Regions from separate parts of the Homo sapiens genome. Here region 1 is linked to region 2. A link is an interaction called in ENCODE POLR2A ChIA-PET data of the cell type or tissue named here. Cell type or tissue: GM12878. All regions are shown on one strand. Each heading gives the region's core, and the rest is flanking DNA. Links, peaks and the distances in the headings are about the cores only. Region 1 overlaps DRC3 (dynein regulatory complex subunit 3). Region 2 overlaps TOM1L2 (target of myb1 like 2 membrane trafficking protein).

Region 1 (5,370 bases), core at 326-5,325, 100 kb before region 2:
GAAAACCTGGGAGATTTTTTTTTTCTTTGAGACAGAGTCTCACACTGTCACCCAGGCTGGAGTGCAGTGACGTGATCTTGGTTCACTGCAACCTCTGTCTCCCAGTTTCCAGCGATTCTCTCGCCTCAGCTTCCCAAGTAGCTGGGATTATAGGTGCCTGCCACCATGCCCAGTGAATTTTTGCATTTTTAGTAGAGATGGGGTTTCACCATGTTGGCAAGGCTGGTCTCAAACTCCCGGCCCTCAGGTGACCCGCCCGCCTTGGTCTCCCAAAGTGCTGGGATTACATGCATAAGCCACTGCGTCCGGCCAAACCTGGGAGATTTTTAACAAATAATCTGAGATCTTGCCAAATATAACCAGAAGATTGGTAAACTCTACTACCTTAAAAATTTTTTAATTCTTTTAAATTTATTTATGTATTTACTTTTAAGATGGGGTCTTACTATGTTGCCCAGGCTGCTCTCAAACTGCTGGGCTCAAGCGATCTTCCTGCCACAGCTTCCCGAAGTGCTGGGATTACAGTTGTGAACCACCTCCCCCAGCCAAAAAAATTTTTCATTCTGAATGGCAAAAGCACCACAGACAACATTGCAAGATAAAACACAAACCGGGAAAAATATTTGCCATTCATTTCACTGACACAATCTACAAAGAGCTCCTACAAAGTAATAACATTTTTTTTCTTTTTTTGAGACAGACTCTCACTCTATTGCCCAGGCTGGAATGCAGTGGCATGATCTTGGCCCACTGCAACCTCCACCTCCTGGGTTCAAGTGATTCTCCTGCCTCAGCCTCCCAAGTAGCTGGGATTACAGGCATGCATCACCACCCTGGCTAACTTTTGTATTTTTAGTAGAGACGGGGTTTCACCATGTTGTCCAGGCTGCTCTCGAACTCCTGACCTCAGGTGATCCACCCACCTTGGCCTCCGAAAGTGCTGAGATTACAGACGTGAGCTACCACGCCCAGCCAGGTAATAACTTTTTAAAAAAGAAAGGTCTGGTCTGATGGTAGTAGGTTATGAGAACTTATTAAATTTGGTGTCACTGAAGTTGGTATACAGTCTCCCACTGCTAAATTTGACTAGCTAAAAAAAAAAAAGAAAGAAAAAGAAAAAAAGAAAGAAACAGCCAGGTGTGGTGTTGTGTTCCTGTAGTCCCAGCTACTCAGGAGGCTGAGGCACGAGGATTGCTTGAGCCCAGGAGTTCAAGGCTGCAGTGAGCTATAATGGTGCACTGCACTCCAACCTGGGCAATGGAGTTAGACCCTATTCTGAAAATAATAATAATAAATAATTTAAGAAGAGAGAGAGAAACCAAAAACCAAATAGAAAAGTGGGCAAGGGCAAAATATAAGTACAAATAATTCACAGAATAAAAAACACAAATGGTTGTAAAACATGTAAAACGTGTTGCTCATCCCCACTTAAGAGAAAATAAATGCATACTCAGGGTGCACAGATTGGCAAACATGAGGAAGCCTGTGACACTGGCCTGATGACGGCTGTGGAAGGTACAGGTTCTGTAGGTTACAGTTGGACAATAACCATGAAAAAAACCAATGCACAGTTCCACTTCTAGGACTTCATCCTGCAGGTCAAACTTGCACCAACTTATTCAGTGGAACACTAAAAGAGCAAAAGGTTGGGAAAAAACCTAACTGTCCATCAACAGGGACTGGCTAAATAATTATGGCTCACCCATGCAATGCGATATTTTAGCTATAAAAAAAAGAAGCTACTTTTTCATTTTGGAAGGCTCTCCAAGATGCATAATATAGGAAAGCAAAGTACAGAACAAGGCATGCTATGCACACACACACACACACACACACACTCACGTGAAAGCAAAGTACAGAACAGGGCATGCTATGCGCGCACACACACACACACACGAAAGCAAAGTACAGAGCAAGGCATGCTATGCACACACACACACACACACACTCACGTGAAAGCAAAGTACAGAACGGCATGCTATGCACACACACACACACACAGAGGAAAGCAAAGTACAGAACAGGGCATGCTATGCATACATGTACACACACATAGGAAAGCAAAGTACAGAACAAGGCATGCTATGCTCACACACACACACACACACACACACACACGAAAGCAAAGTACAAAACAGGGCATGCTATGCATACACGCACACACACATAGGAAAGCAAAGTACAGAACAGGGCATGCTATGCTCACACACACACACGAAAGCAAAGTACAGAATAGGGCATGCTATGTGCGCGTGTGCACGCACGCACACACACACACACAGAGATACAGGAGTAGGAGGGAGACCGTATCCCCCAGTGGCCATTCTTCAGGCTGTGCCATGTGCACACACTACTCATTCGAGAGTGCAGCTGACTACACACAGACATGCTGTCATCCTTTTGGGCTGACTCTGCTCCAGGCCTTGCACAAGTGCTTTCCCTCTCTGTTTCTCACTACAGTTCTTCAAGGTGGTTATCTCTGTTCTGCAAATGAGGAAATGGAGGCTAGGAGAGGGTCAATAATGTGTCTCTGGGTCACCAGTGAGGAGTCTGCCTGAGCCCCAAGCCTTACATGGCTGCAGCATGACCCTGAAACGTGACTCACTGGGCACCTGGAGCAGTGCACTGTGTGCAATGGATGAGGCCTAATGGGGATGAGTGGGAGGAGCGTAGGAAAACCTATAGGAGAGGGCCTGTCAGGGAGGGAACTGGAGGTCTGCAGGGCCTATGGGGTCTTGGGAACTTCCAAGTCAGTGGCCTCTATCCAGGCTGTGCATGGAAAGCACCCAGGGAACAATGGAAAATCCCTGTGCCAGGCCACAGGGTGCTGCTGGGCCTGAATGTGAGCACATTTCCAGGGCCCAGGGACTCCGCATGCAGGCTGAGCAGGATCCACTGCTCTTGGCTCTAGAAGGGGAGCACTAGGATGGTCAGCTCGTCCGAGGTGGCCTTTGAGGAGCTGGCCCGCAATGAAGGCAGGTGCCTGAACGGAGGAGCAAGTGGCACGTTCCATGTTCCAAGTCAGGCTTGGCATGGCCCATATCCTGCTTCTGCAGAGGGACTCGCTGCTGAGGGGCTGGGTCCCTGCACCAGGCCTCAGGAAGAGCCAGCTAGCTGACACTCCCAAGCCCAGTGGCTACAGGGACCAGATAAATATCAGGAAGGAAGGCTGGACAGGGACTGCGGGACTGGAGACATGACCTGTCCAGAGGGGACAACTGCCACTCAAGCCCTGATGACAGTTGCTTCCAGAGAAGCTGGCAACCACAATTTTTTCTGTGAAATCTGCTAGTTTCTAATGTCAGCAGGATGTTCGAAATGTTTTAAAACCCTATTCAGGCCACATAAAACACATATGTGAGCCAAATGTATTCCTCTGCTGACAGTTTTGAACTTCTGGTTGAATGCAGTAACCCCTGCTCCCTAAAATATAACAAGGAGGGTCTTGAGAATTAAATCGCACAACATGTGAGGCCCTGGAGGTTAATGAGACAGGAATGGGGGTGGCCGTTGGGGAGGCGGGAAGCACATGGGAGTGGATCACCAACTCCATCAGATCTGAAGTTGCGCATCGAGGGACTTTGCTCTACTTTAAGTTCACAACAAGGAAGGGCCTTAAGTTCACAACAAGGATGGGCTCCCTAAAGCCCCTTATGCTACAAGCAAGCTTGGTGTGTGTGAACAGTTTTTTGAGGAAAAAGAAGGTCCACAGCTTTCCTTAGCATCTCACAAAGATCTGTGATTTACAACAGGCTAAGCATCCTGTCTTTAAAAGTAATGCCAACTCAAAGAGGCAGTTGCCATCAAATACAAAGATTGGTGCCCTTCCCAATGGCCCCTGCTTGGGCTGGACCCCATGGCCTGGTTAGGCTGAGTCCTGACCACCCAGAGTCTTCTCCTTTGCTGCTCCTAGTGGGTGGAGGAACGCCCTTCCTCCCCATCAACTTTTCTTTCTTCTGTGAGCCTCAGCCTTCCCTAAACTCCCCAGCCTGAGATAAGGCGCCCCTAGGGCACCCCCAAGGCTCCCCAGGCTTCCCTCCAGGATGGCACTGATCCCTCTGCTTGCTCAGGTGAGGGGTGGGGCCTGGGCCTGGGTCTGAGCCCCACAAGGGCAGGAACCATGTCCAGTGTGGCTCTAGCTTCTTAGGATCAGGCAGAGAGTAGAGCTCAGAAAATGTCTATTAAATGAATGAATGAATAAAAGGATGGTAATCATTACTGTCAAAATAGTAATGGTCATACTAATACTGTTATTAATAGTAACGATGATGATAAGTTGGGGGGTAGGGCCGACCTTGAATCCCAAGGGCACTTTGTGTGACAAAGACCCACAGGCCACACGTCAAGCAGTGGGGAGCTGTGGTTGGTGGTGCTGGTGTAAGGCGGGCCTTGGCTCTGCCACTGATTAGCTGTATGATCTCTGGCAAATGGGGACAATAACCATTGGCCTCAGGGGTCATCAGAGGGTACAGGAGTTGCAGTCCCCCTACAGTGGGAGTGGCAAGAGCAGGGAGGGCCTACAGCAGGAGACAGGGAGGGCCTCAGGAGGCTCGGGGCCTACCGACAAGTGCTTCTCCTCGAATTTGGCAATCTTGCGTTTGCCCTGCTCCTGGTTTTCCTGGATGGCCTCACGGACACATTCACTGAAGGTGTCAAGCTCTGTTTTCCGCTTCTCCTGCTGTTTCAGGCCATACTCAAAAATATTCACGCAGATGATGACAAACTTGTCCTTGTAGGTGAGTGGCTGTTAAGGAAGCCCACAGCTGTTTCAGGAGCAGGCTGCGGAGGGCACGGCCAAGGTGTTGGTAACCCTGGCACAGTGCACAGACTGTGCGCTCAACAGTGTGTGAGACTCAAACTCCTGGTCTCATTTGGTTCATTTGGTGGATGAAGAAATCAAAGGCCCAGAGAGCCAGGATTGAGATGTAGGTAAAATGTGTGTTTGGTGCATCCCCACCCTCAGCCTGAGGGATTCAGGAATGGGGCCTGTGTGAAGGAAGGAGGCAGAAACCATTGCGGAGTCTACAGAGCAGAAGGCAGACATGCTCAGAGAGGCCCCAGAAGAGAGGCCTGGGGACCCTGGGGGCCTGCGAGCCGGTCCCAGCTGGGGAAGCAGGCAGTGTGCGTTTCTGTCTCTGGTGTGCTATCTGGAAGGGCACCCTTACTGAGGGCCTGTCTTGGTGCTCAGCTGCTGTAGCTGTGCTGGGGATGTTCAAGTCCTGGCTCTGCCACTGCTTCCAGGACCCACCCTGGCAAGTCACTTCACCTCTCTGGGCCTCAGTTTCCTCATCTGCAGCTGAGGGTACAAAAGGGCCTGCGACACGGAGTCCTTGGAGTCAACCAGGTAAAGCCTACAGGACCTTGGTGATC
Region 2 (5,370 bases), core at 240-5,239:
CCCTCAGGCGCTCTTCCTATTTTCCTGTTCCATGGAAGTTCAAGAGGACAGAAGAGAGGACTGAGGGGTGTGGCAGCTGTGGGTCAGGGACAGCAGTGGTTTGGCAGAGCCTTGGAGAGAGGAAATCAGTCCATGCTGTTGGCCAGTAGCCACTGAATTTCATCAGCTCTCATGCCACAAACAGCCTTCAAAGCAGAGAGCCGGTTAAGTCCCATATTTGCAGAAATCAGCATCCCCTTTTGGAAATGGCAGCCGTACTGCAGACATACTTGGCCTTGGGCCCAGTCCCCATGGAGCCTTGTGTCTGTCTCATCAGCCCTTTGACCCAGGGGCCAAGAATTCCTACAGGGCAGCCATATGTCAAGCTGGGAATGGGAAACAGGTGATTCAGGGTGTTTTAAAATTTTCTTCTAGTAGCCTTGCTCCTTAAACTTTTTTTCTTTCTTTCTCTCTTTTTTTTTTTTTTTTTTGAGATGGAGTCTTACTCTGTCACCCAGGCTGGAGTGCAGTGGCATAATCTCAGCTCACTGCAACCTTCACATCTCAGGTTCAAGCAATTCTCTTGCCTCAGCCTCCAGAGTACCTGGGACTACAGGCACACATCACCATGCCCAGCTAATTTTTTTGTATTTTTAGTAGAGACAGGGTTTCACCATGTTGGCCAGGCTGGTCTTGAACTCCTGACCTCAAGTGATCCACCCATCTCGGCCTCCCAAAGTCCTGGGATTACAGGAATGAGCCATAATGCTGGACACACTTTCTCTTTTTTATTTTTATGGAGATGAAGTTTCACTCTTGTCGCCCAGGCTGGAGTACAATGGCGTGATCTCAGCTCACTGCAACCTCCGTCTCCCAGGTTCAAGCGATTCTCCTGCCTCAGCCTCCCGAGCAGCTAGGATTACAGGCAGCTGCCACCACACCCAGCTAATTTTTGTATATTTCAGTAAAGACGGGGTTTCACCATGTTGGCCAGGCTGGTCTCAAACTCCTGTCCTCAGGTTATCCACCTGCCTTGGTCTCCCAAAGTGCTGGGATTACAGACTGTGAGCCACCATGCCCGGCCCAGTTTCTCTTAAATTAAGCTGATTAGCAGAGCATCAACCCTTTCCCCTCCTCAACTTCCTCATACACATTTGAAGGGGCCTTTTCATTTGGTAGAGTATAAATGTTTTAAAACTGTAGGAATAGGAGATCCCTGACTTAACAAACGTGCAAGCTGGGAAAGACCAGTATATTGACACATAGATTAGTGGAAGGCTGGAACCCATGTGTGATTGCAAAGCGCTGGCCCACAGCCGGACTGAGGGCTCCCCAGAGCATAGGGTGATGGGTCAGGTCAGCACAGGGGCTTTGTGCCAGGGGCAGCTGCTAGGCCCACAGCTTTGTTGAATCCTGAGTTAGAATAAATTAAATTACATGTTAGACACAAGACCTACATGTAATATGTATACTTAGAGGGCTGCCTGGGAATCCTGACTCTAAGGTATAAGAGTAATTAAGGAAGAACTCACTCCAACTTCCAAACAGCTCCACTCCAACTTTTGGACAGAGCCCATTTGTGAACTGAGTACTGTCTATAATTCTGCAAGATTTTATCTGGGAATCCACCTCAGATCTGTCACCTAAAAACACAAAACTTGTTGGGTTTTAAGGAGACTCACTTAAGCTTTCTCTGGGAAAAGGAGTTCCATGGAATTCAGGAAGAGCCGGGCATCCAGGGCTCACAAGGACCTGGCACGCTCTCTTCTGTGTCTCTCATATGGTTTCTCTGGAAAAACTCTCTTCTATGTACCCACACACCAGTGGGTTAGTTAGGGTTTTGAATAAATAATACTTGCATGTGATACAGAATTCAAGAGGTCTGCAAAAAGGCAGTCCAGTGAAAAACCTCCCTCCGCCTTTGGTTCCCTTCCTTAGGGGCAGCCACAGTTACCAGGTTGTTATAGCTCTTTCTAGAGAGTCTCTTCCCTACGCTGGCACCTGTGCTATGTATGTTTGCTTTCCTTCTATAACTCAACTAATAGCAAGCTTTGTACACTGTTATGCAAAGAACTTTATGCACATGTCTTTGAGTTTGGTGTATATTGGTGCATGAGTTTCTTTATTCTTTTTTGCAGCTGCATAGTATTCCATTGTGTCAATGATTTAATTTAACCTGTTGTGTATTGATGGACATTCAGTTTGTTCCCAGTCTTTTACATTTACAAACATGCTGCAGCCAGCAAATAGTCTTGCATATATACTAGTTCACATATCTGTAGGATCGTGTCCTCAAGTGGGATTGTAAGTATCTTTATATGTCTGTTCTTTTTTCCAGGCCAAAGGATGCCATTCGAGCCCTGAAGAAGCGGCTCAACGGGAACCGGAACTACAGAGAGGTGATGCTGGCATTAACAGTGAGTGCTATTCTCCTTGAGGAGAGAAGTCATCTGGGGAACTCCTTGCTCCTGGCCTTGCCCCCCTCACAGGGCCTTCCCTCTGCCCACTTAGCACAACCTCTGAATGGCTTGGTGCCTGGGCCACTGGAGTCCAGCAAAGCCTTCTGGTATTGCCTTTGGGTTTTCCTGTCCTCTGAAACAGGGAGTGGTGAGCTTCAATTTGGTAAATGTATACGAGCAGAAGATAAGGTGTGTGCAGTGCTGTCAGGTACAGAAGCCCAGAGCAGAGGAGCTAAAGGTTTTGGGTGGGTCCCTTTTCTGTCACCAGCCTGCTCTGAGACTGAGACCAACTCCTTCTCTAGATATCAGTTTCCTCTTTGTAAAAATGTTGGCCAGGCGCGGTGACTCACACCTGTAATCCCAGCACTTTGGGAGGCTGAAGCGGGAGGATCTCAAGGTCAGGAGTTCAAGACCAGCCTGGCCAACATAGTGAAACCCAGTCTCTACTAAAAATACAAAAATTAGCCAGGCATGGTGGCAGGTGCCTGTAGTCCCAGCTACTCAGGAGGCTGAGGCAGGAGAATTGCTTGAACCCGGGAGGTGGAGGTTGCCGTGAGCTGAGATCGCACCACTGCACTCCAGCTTGGGCAACAGAGTGAGACTTCGTCTCAAAAAAAAAAAAAAAAAAAAAGTTAACTTCCACCTATTGAGTACCTGCCCCTGCCTGGGACTGTGCTGAACTTTTTGGACATTAATGAATATGTTTACAACCACCCTCCAAAAGAGATTTTACTATCCTCCCCCGTACAGATGATGAAACTGAGGCTCAGAGAGGTCTGGAGGTTTACCCAGCCTTCACAGCTAGTGAGGTGTACTGAGCTGTGGATTGCCATCATAAAGTGGTCTTTTGCATGGGGTAAAAACTGAAAATAGCTACAAAGACTCTTGAAAAAGTCAGCCAAGTGATTTTTTTCAGGAAGGAACAGACCAGATTTTTGCCCTTACCAAAGCTGTCAGAGAATTTAAAAAGACGACTTCAGGTGTTATTTCTGTCTTGAGAACTAACAGTTTTTCAGATGTGGCAAAATCTGGGCCACAGTGAGTTCTTAAAATAGAAACTGTAACAGGTCACCAGGTCAACTTCTCTGGGGCTTTGAAATAGTAGGTTATTTATCCAAAACAACCATGTTTCCTTTTAAAGCAGAGAACCTGTTTGGATTTTTTGCCCAAGCGAAACCCCAAAACTTATTAAGAGAGTTCTGCCAGGGAATTGGGATTTGAATAATAAAGGAGAAAAGACTGGTTGAGAAATAGGGAGTTGAAGCTTTTATTTTATTTTTTCTCAGAATTTGAGCCACAGCATTCACTAAACCAGGAGTGATGCCCAAAACGAGTGGCTTTCAATAACTCATATCACGAGGGAATGAGCTCTAATATATCAGGGAATTTTACTGCTATCTAAAACATCTCCATTTACACACCCAACTTCATGGTAATCGTGTTGGATGGAAATCTTTCTAAAGTGAACTCTGCGTTTACTTGCCTTCCTCTAGCAGGGCATGATGGACACTGTTTGACCTTTCCTTGGGTTAGGTCTTCACTACAAACCCAGCCATGCCTTTGGGAGGCCTGTGAAATGCGCAGGGCTGCCGTCCCTACACTGAGGCCCCATCCTAGCGCGCTTTGCATGGTCTCACGTCTGCTGATAGGGCTTCACTTACTCTCTTAGTCACTTTCAGTCCTCCTGTTTCCTGTGGCCCTCTCCGGACTTCATATCTGTACCCACCAAAATTGTTAATATTTACCCAAAATAAGTTAGTAAGAAGCCCTGAGGGGCTCTCTGCTTGTGTCTTCATTTGTGGACTTAAACATCACTTCTGATTGCTTAGAGGCCCCGTTTACTTTCTCCATGGCTTTTGGCTTCATTCTGGAAAATTACCACTGTATGTTTCATGCCTTTCAACCTATAGGGACAAAACTGCCAGGGTCCTGTTTGGCAGGGTGGCCTAAAGCGGCTCTTGCCAGCCCAGGGAGGACCTCCTAGATCTCCTGCTCAGATAGGCTTTGGGGCTGCTCTGTGGCACATGCATCTCTGTCCAGGGCACTTCCAAGACCAGGCTGGGACACACTGACCTTGAGGACTGCTGTGCAGGAGAAACTAAGCATGTATTCCCTAATGGCGGGCAGTGGTTCCTGCCACTGTTGCTCTGAGAGTGGAGTGGAGCCCCAGGCTGCTCTACTCCTCAGACCTATGCCTGTTTTTCCAATTCTCTTCCCCACTCATAATTGCAGCCTCACCTTTCCCACCTGCTTCTCACAAAATAAAGCATACTTCTTGCCATCTGCCTTGACCCCAACACCCCACTGCCTGAGTTGGGAGGAAGGTTTTAGAGAATCCTAGAGAGAAGGGTGCCTGTAAGGCCCTTGAGAACAGAAAGAACCCCTCTGGTTCATTTCAGTGCCCCCATGGATCACTACAAGAGAGTGAATGCCAATTACCTCACGGTTACCAGAATCAGGCACAAGCAGAGACTCAGAAAGGAAAATGCCTCCTTGGCTTAGTAAAACCTGTGGTCACTCAGAGGCCCTGAGGGTGCTAACCTCCAGAATCTTCCTTGGCAAGCCCAGAGGAACCCGGGGCCTCCTAAGGTGCAGCCAGCAGCAAGGCAAGGAACGATTCTGGCTGGCTGCGGAGCTGCCTGGCATGGGGAGTCCCAGCTTTGGCCTCCTAGGTTAAGTTACATGGTACCTCTGATCCTCAGCTTCCTCATCTCTAAAATGGGATGATTCCCATCTTACAGGGTTATTTCAAGGACCAAAGGGGGGAACAATAAATCTAACACATGTTGCCTGTCATCTGAGGCACTCTTAGCTGATGTGGCTGCTTGGAGGAGAGCTGTGAGGGAGGGATGGCCCTGTGGCCTCAAGGTGGGCGAGGAGACTGGGGCTCCAGAGAAGGCTAATCACAGCTCTTGTGCTCCTTCTGGCACTG

What was found. ChIA-PET counts read pairs that join two places held together with the same protein. Peaks named below come from ENCODE experiments on the same cell type or tissue, not always from the same donor. Only the 100,000 strongest peaks of a DNase experiment are listed, where the experiment ranks them.
Region 1: POLR2A ChIA-PET joins it to region 2 with 5 read pairs; 2 of 35 experiments call an interaction of 5 or more read pairs at or near these places.

Annotation. Positions count from the first base shown.
Region 1 is chr17:17,996,826-18,002,195 of GRCh38, reverse strand. DRC3 (dynein regulatory complex subunit 3) reads right to left here. Exons shown (of 14, transcript NM_031294.4): 9 at 4,562-4,736. Among named protein-coding and RNA genes, the nearest start is that of DRC3, 27 kb to the right of the region's middle. In GM12878, for the core only: no CTCF peak of the experiment used is centred there; no DNase peak of the experiment used is centred there.
Region 2 is chr17:17,895,622-17,900,991 of GRCh38, reverse strand. TOM1L2 (target of myb1 like 2 membrane trafficking protein) reads left to right here. Exons shown (of 15, transcript NM_001082968.2): 3 at 2,318-2,396. Among named protein-coding and RNA genes, the nearest start is that of SREBF1, 61 kb to the right of the region's middle. RefSeq lists an enhancer at 3,189-3,238. In GM12878, for the core only: no CTCF peak of the experiment used is centred there; a DNase peak (open chromatin) is centred at 3,341; H3K4me3 peaks cover 751 bases; H3K27ac peaks cover 958 bases.